2 separate regions of the Homo sapiens genome follow, and region 2 is linked to region 1. Evidence: chromatin contacts called from ENCODE Hi-C or POLR2A ChIA-PET data. All regions are on one chromosome and are shown on one strand. Each heading gives the region's core, a stretch centred on a gene start or an enhancer-like site at or near the end of the contact. The rest is flanking DNA. Distances are from core to core; before and after follow the strand shown. Region 1 has its middle 20 kb from the start of ARL4D. Region 2 has its middle 15 kb from the start of DHX8.

Evidence for each region. Hi-C counts contacts between places; a loop is a spot of excess contacts on that map. ChIA-PET counts read pairs that join two places held with the same protein, here RNA polymerase II (POLR2A). Pooled maps may share reads with other maps.
Region 2: a map of left ventricle myocardium inferior shows a loop between it and region 1 (2.8-fold over the local background). The contact joins two enhancer-like sites. A Hi-C loop is called at or near these places in 35 of 168 maps with a recorded cell type or tissue (Calu3, GM12878, GM13977 and 22 more), 3 of 37 single-sample maps with no recorded cell type and 12 of 50 pooled maps. POLR2A ChIA-PET finds 5 or more read pairs at or near these places in 17 of 52 experiments (A549, A673, AG04449 and 14 more).

The regions. Positions count from the first base shown.
Region 1 is chr17:43,417,524-43,420,864 of GRCh38, reverse strand. No RefSeq gene overlaps it. Among named protein-coding and RNA genes, the nearest start is that of ARL4D, 20 kb to the right of the region's middle. RefSeq lists an enhancer at 1,469-2,280. Within about 2 kb of position 1,869, at least 22 of the 41 ENCODE cell types and tissues checked have a DNase peak (open chromatin) inside an H3K27ac peak, as active enhancers do; they include PC-3, PC-9, left ventricle myocardium inferior and 1 more, where a contact is called at or near this core.
Region 2 is chr17:43,466,870-43,470,199 of GRCh38, reverse strand. No RefSeq gene overlaps it. Among named protein-coding and RNA genes, the nearest start is that of DHX8, 15 kb to the left of the region's middle. Within about 2 kb of position 1,884, at least 5 of the 41 ENCODE cell types and tissues checked have a DNase peak (open chromatin) inside an H3K27ac peak, as active enhancers do; they include PC-3, PC-9, left ventricle myocardium inferior and 1 more, where a contact is called at or near this core.

The sequences.
Region 1 (3,341 bases), core at 620-3,119:
CTCAAAAAATAAAAACAAAAACAAAACAAAACAAAAACTGTACTATTAGTATGTCCATTTTATGTATTTACTTATTTACTTTTTTGAGACGGAGTCTCACTCTGTCACCCAGGCTGGAGTGTAGTGGCTCACTGCAACCTCTGCCCTCTGGGTTCAGGCGATTCTCTTGCCTCAGCCTCCCAGGTAGCTGGGATTACAGGTGCACACCACCATGCCAAGCTAATTTTTTGCATTAGAGACGAGGTTTCACCATGTTAACCAGGCTGGTCTTGAACCCCTGACTTCAGCTGATCTGCCTGCCTTGGCCTCCCAAATTGTTGGGATTACAGACATGGGCCACCGTGCCCAGCCAGTACCTCCATTTTGAAAATGAGAAAACTGGGCCAGGCACAGTAGCTCATGCCTGTAATCCCAGGACGTTGGGAGGCTGAGGCAGGTAGATCACGAGGTCAGGAGTTTGAGACCAGCCTGGCGAAGATGGTGAAACTCCGTCTCTATCAAAAATACAAAAACTAGGCAGGCGCAGTGACGGGCGCCTGTAATCCCAGCTACTTGGGAGGCTGAGGCAGCAGGATGGCTTGAGGCCAAAAGTTCAAGACCAGTCTGGACAATGTAGTGAGACTCCATCTCTACAAAAATAATTACTGGCCAGGCGGGTGGCTCACGCCTGTAATCCCAACACTTTGGGAGGCTGAGGCGGGTGGATCACGAGGTCAAGAGATCAAGACCATCCTGTCCAATACGGTGAAACCCCTGTCTCTACTAAAAATACAAAAAAAATTAGCTGGGTGTGGTGGTGTGTGCCTGTAGTCCTATCTACTTGGAAGGCTGAGGCAGGAGAATCGCTTGAACCCAAGAGGCAGAAGTTTTCAGTGAGCCGAGATCGCCTCACTGCACTCCAGCCTGGTGAAAGAGCAAGATTTTCTGTCTCAAACAAACAAACAAACAAACAAACAAACAAACAAACAAAAAAAAACACCACCACTATTATTAGGCCAGCGCAGTGGCTCACGCCTGTAATCCCAGCACTGTGAGGCTGAGGCGGGCGGATCACGAGGTCAGGAGGTCGAGACTATCCTGGCTAACACAGTGAAACCCCATCTGTACCGAAAATACAAAAAATTAGCCGGCCGGTGGTGGTGGGCGCCTGTAGTCCCAGCTACTCAGGAGGCTGAGGCGGGAGAATGGCGTGAACCCAGGGGGCGGAGCTTGCAGTAAGCCAAGATCGCGCCACTGCACTCCAGCCTGGGAGACAGCGAGACTCTGTCTCAAAAAAACAAAACAAAACAAAACAAAAAAACAGGCTAAGGGATTTTGCTCAAAGTCCCACAGCCAGTAGGCAACAAAAACAGATTCAAAGTCAGGCAGGTTCGGCTCCAGAAGCCACACACTGGACCTCCAGGCTGTTCTGCCTTCCAGTAACTCCCTCACAAAGTTCTCATGAGCATCAAATGAGAGAAAGTGTATCAAAGCACTTTGTAAGCCACAAAGCACTGTGCACAAGTTAGAGCTGATAATGTGGCTGGACAGGACCTGCTGAGACGGTGACTGTGCGGAAAGCCACCCTCAGTCTCCTACCCTCACCACCAAGCCCGGCGTCCCTCTCTCTGCTGCCCCTCAGCTCTGAGGTTACCCAGGATGCTCCTGATGTGAGTTTTGGGGGCTGGGAGAAGTGCAAAATAATGCATTCAGCTCCTTTCCTGGTGGCTCAGATGCCTCTCAGAGACAGCCTGGAATGCTAACTCGCTCTTCAGCCGTATTTTTATTTTGGGCTCATCATCTGGTAGGGAAGACAAGCCCTGTAGGCAGAGTGGTGACTAAGGCTGGTGATTCACACGCCCTGCCGGCCTCCTGTGTGCAGCAGCAACCCTCAGCGGGGAGACTGCAGAACGTGTCCCTGCCCGCCTGCAGTGGGGACGAGGGCTGAGAGCTGGGGAAACTAGGACTTCCCTTCAGACAGAGCAGATGGTTGCCGCTTAATGAAGACGCGCTATGGTCACACACAGCAACCCCCTCCCCACACACACACACGCGCACATGCAAGAAACAGGCTCCTGCCTCAAAAAGGGCCTTGTCAGGCCTTTAGAAGAGGGCACTTGATAGTTATTTGTTGACTGAATCAGTGGATAGATGGAAGGGTAATTAGCAGCTCATATTTGCACAGCACTTTCCAGTTTACAAAGCATTATCACATAAACGAGCTCATGTAATCCTCCCAACAGAATGGTGAGGTGAGTGTCACCACTATCCCAATTATATAGATGACAAAACTGAGGCTCAGAGAACTGATGTCAATTGTTCACAGCAGATCCAGGCATTTACTGAATGAATGAATGAGGTGGTAAGCCAGGGTCTGAAATCACATTGTCTTCTCCAAATTCCATATTCTCTACCATGGCTGCTGCTGCTGTCTTTATGAAGAGTTAAACAGAGTCTCCTCTCAGGAACTGATGTTGGAGGTAGTTGTAAGTACAAGACCGTACAGAAATCACTCCCAGAGCCCCAACATCACCTTCTTTCCATGGACGGAGTGACCTGTTCTCCTCCAAGCCTGCCAAGCCTTTCCTCTCACAACCATCCCAGCCCACTTGTAACACATCTCCTTACAAGCCCATGCCCCGTATACTGTGAGCCCCAGGAGGAGCACTGGGCCTTATTCATCTGTGTCCCCAGTGTCTGGCATCACCCAGGTACTGAATGAATGAATGAGGTATGTGGCAGATTATCTTTTCCTATGTTCTCCAAAACAAGGAAACAGCAATAGCTTGACCCCCAAGATTCTGCCCAGTGGCTTGGTATCAAGGGAATGTACTGGGCCAGTTTTGAAAATCCATAATCTCTCCCTCTCTCATTGCCTCTCTCTCTCAGAAGGCTTGCCAATGCTCAGAAGGAGGCTAAATATCAACAGGGTTATCCCAACCCCCGGAGAGCAAAAGGGGACAAGCACATCTCAGCTGCTGTGCCCCAGGCAGCCCCAAAGAGGAGCTAAATTTTCTTTCTCCCTCTAAAAGGGCCTACATAGCAATGCTTCCACCCACATCTTGGCTCTCCCACACCCCGCTTTTCTGCCTCCCTGCAGACAGCCCGCTCTGCCACACTCCCACCCAGCCCTCTGCTATCAGAGCTCTGAACACCCAAAAAGGAAAAACGATTTGTGCTGAGCGCGAAGACAGAGCCAGGGAGGAAGGGAAGGGCTGCTCGCTGCCAGCTGACGTTCTGCAGACTGAGCTGCCTGTGTCTGTGCCAAGGGTGTGGCCACCGGCGAATTCTGAGAGAGATGAGGGAAGGAGAGAGAGAAAAATGTACTGATTTCCACAGCACATCTTGAGTCCTATCTTAAA
Region 2 (3,330 bases), core at 635-3,134, 49 kb before region 1:
CTTGCCTCAGCCTCCCGAGTAGCTGGGACTACAGGCGCCTGCCACCACGCCCTGTTAATTTTTTGTATTTTTAGTAGAGACAGGGTTTCACTGTGTTAGCCAGGATGGTCTCGATCTCCTGACCTCGTGATCTGCCCACCTTGGCCTCCCAAAGTGCTGGGATTGCAGGCGTGAGCCACCGTGCCCGGCCTATGTTTTGTTTTGTTTTTGAGACAGGGACTCACTGTGTCACCCAGGCTGGAGTGCAGCGGCATGATCACAGCTCACTGCAGCCTTGGACTCCTGGGCTCAAGCAACCCTCCCACCTCGGTCTCCCAAAGCACTGGAATCACAAGGAAAAACCACCACACTCAGTCCCAGGATTTTTGAAACTGGAATTGAGGGAAGAAACCAGGCCTTCTTTGATAGTGAAGCTAGATCCATGAGATACGAGAGATACCAAAAGCCATGATCCCCTCTCTGGGGAAAAAGCTGGACTGAAAGAATAAAGCCAACATGTGGGGAGGGGAACAAACAAAACCAGGAGAAAGTATCCTGGAGACATTTTAGTCCTCATTCCAGTTATCCCTTATTCTAGATGCCCTACGATCCTACCACTACATTCTCCTTTTTGCCCAAGCTGAGTCAAGCCATCTTTATATAACTAGTAACTGGCAGAGCAAAGAGGCCTGGATGGGTAAGTCTGACTCCTGAGCCCATGCTGTTTTCGCTGCAGGAGACCAAGTTTCATCTAATCACTCAGATCTTATCCCTGACAACATGGGAATCAACAGCACAAAGGTACCAAACCCAGCCCTTCAACTTCACGTGACTCATACCCACTTTAGCCTCAATCTTCTACAGAATGTGGGAAGCTGGTGTCCTCACTGGTGTTGTACATTTCAAGATGACACATGCATCTAGGGGCATGGGTTCAGAAGGAAATACTACACTCCCAGCTGTGTGTCTACACCGAACTTAGATGGGGTATGGTGAATAATCAGCCGCACAAAGCCACACCCAGGCAAGCTTGTACATACTTGAAAGAGTAAGAGAATGTGGAAAATCTGAATTAAGGCAAAGGTAACAGGCCTCTACATGGTTATATTCTTTGCTGCTCCCAATATACTTTCCCATGTTGTCTTGTTTTGAGTCTTATGGCAATCCTGGAGGGACAAAGAGCAGGTATAGTATCAACTACATTTTACAGAAAAGAAAACTATGAAAAAACAGTTGCCACAGTGCCAGGGCAGAGCAGATGCTCAGTAAACTCCTTCCTCCATTCCATGCGGTTTGGATGCTCAGTGACCATATGATGCATGAACAAATGTGGCTCAGTGGCATGAAGTGACTCATCCAGTGTGACACAGCTAATAAGGGGGCAGAGGAGGCACTTAAACTTGGATTATCTCGCCCTGGGCCACACTACACAAAGCTACATCCCAAACTGTGAGCATTTCTATCCGCTTCTTGAATTCGTGGACTGCAAGTTCAGAGACCTTAATTCCCCACTGCATGAAAGAGGCTTTCTCATGCCTGCCAGCCCTGCAGAAAATTCTTCAAATAAATGCTTGCTGGCCCTTGAAATTATTAGATCTTCCAGCATTGAAATATCTTGATTCTCAAGCAAGCTGTATCAGAAACCGATGGCTCGAGCACAAAAACGCTCAAGAAAAAAAAAAAAATGAATACCACAGGAGCTAGCAAGTAATTTATGAACCAGACACGTGGCCCAGTCTCCCTTTGCTGCTCCCAGTGGTATTTGAAGCTAATTTGAGGAGGCAGCAGGACATTCCATTGCCTGAAACCCATGGAGGGGAAAACCCTGCCCTTCTATTAGTAGGCAATCCCAGCAGTAGAAAAACATGATTTCTCCTGATGAGCACATGAAGATGATTCAGGCCTGTCCTTGCTTTATTCCCTTCCCACCAAAAGAATATCAGTTCCGATATCACATGCAGAAATTAGATCAAAATGTAAGTGGGGGCGGAGGCAGTGCTGTCACTTGGGGAATCTCCCTCGGCTGAAGTTGCAGAAGCTCTCGCTGCACCCACGGGGAGACATCTGTCATTGACTTTCCTGGCACCTGACAGATGCTCCTGTTCCCTGGGCAGGCAGAATCAGCTGGGTGTGAATATCTAACTCAAATCTGTCTTGGACCATCTGAGTTCCTGGCTGGATTCCAACCAGACCCAATCCTGAGGAAATAAATAGAATAATCCTCATGGGGAGATAATTTCCTCCTTTGGACAGACTCTTCCAGGTCAACCAAGACCAGCCTGGGATCCCTGTCAGCTTTGGGAAAAATGAGAACTCAAGTGTATCCCAGGTCACAGGGTGGCTGGAGGCATTTGGTCATACAAGCAAGCAAGCAAATGAGAAAAGCAACTGAGCACCCAGTATGTGCGAGGTGCTGTGGAAGATTCAACAGTGGCGAAAAGCCTTCTTCTTTTTTTTTTTTTTTTTTTTTTTTGAGACAAGGGTCTTGCTCTGTTGCCTAGGCTGGAGTGCAGTGGCACAATCATGGCTAAGTGCAACCTCCCAGAAAAGTCTTCTTTTTTTTTTGAGACAGAGTCTTACGCTGCCACCCAAGTTGGAGTGCAGTGGTGGTTGGAGTGCACTGCAACCCTTGCCTCCTGGGCTCAAGCAATCCTCCCACTTCAGCCTCTGGAGTACCTGAGACTACAGACTACAGGTGTGCACCACCACACCTGACTAATTTTTTTTTTTTTTTTGTAAGGTCTCACTATTTTGCCCAGGCTGGTCTCGAACTCCTGGGCTCAAGTGATCCGCCCGCCTTGGCCTCCCAAAGTGCTGGGATTACAGGTGTGCACCACTGTGCCTGTCTGGGAAAAGCCTTCTTTTTATAATCTAGAGAGGAGGTAAATCACATAATGGCAATTAATTCATTTAATAGACATTCTTAGAACATCCACCAAGAACAAGTACCAGGAAAGATGAGAACATGCTGGAAAGGATTTTTTGTATCTTTTGTAGAGACAGAGCCTCACTATGTTGCCCAGGCCAGTCTCAAACTTCCGAGCTTAAGCAATCCTCCAGCCTTGGTCCCCTCAAGTGCTGGCATTACAGGCTTGAGCCACCACGCCCGGCCAGGAAAGGATTTTGAAGCAGGGCTTCTTAGGACAGCTAAACTTTGGTTGATCACTCAAACCTCAAGTGAAGACACTGGATTTTAAATCATGTCAGTCCCCCTACGTTGGTAAGCAGTCTCCAGATAATTTATTGATACTTGCCAAAATCATCAGGAGATGAACTTAGAAATCAGAAGGCCAAGTTGACCATTTATAATGAGGGCAAAGCTTTCCAGTGCTAGCAGGACTCCAGCCTAAA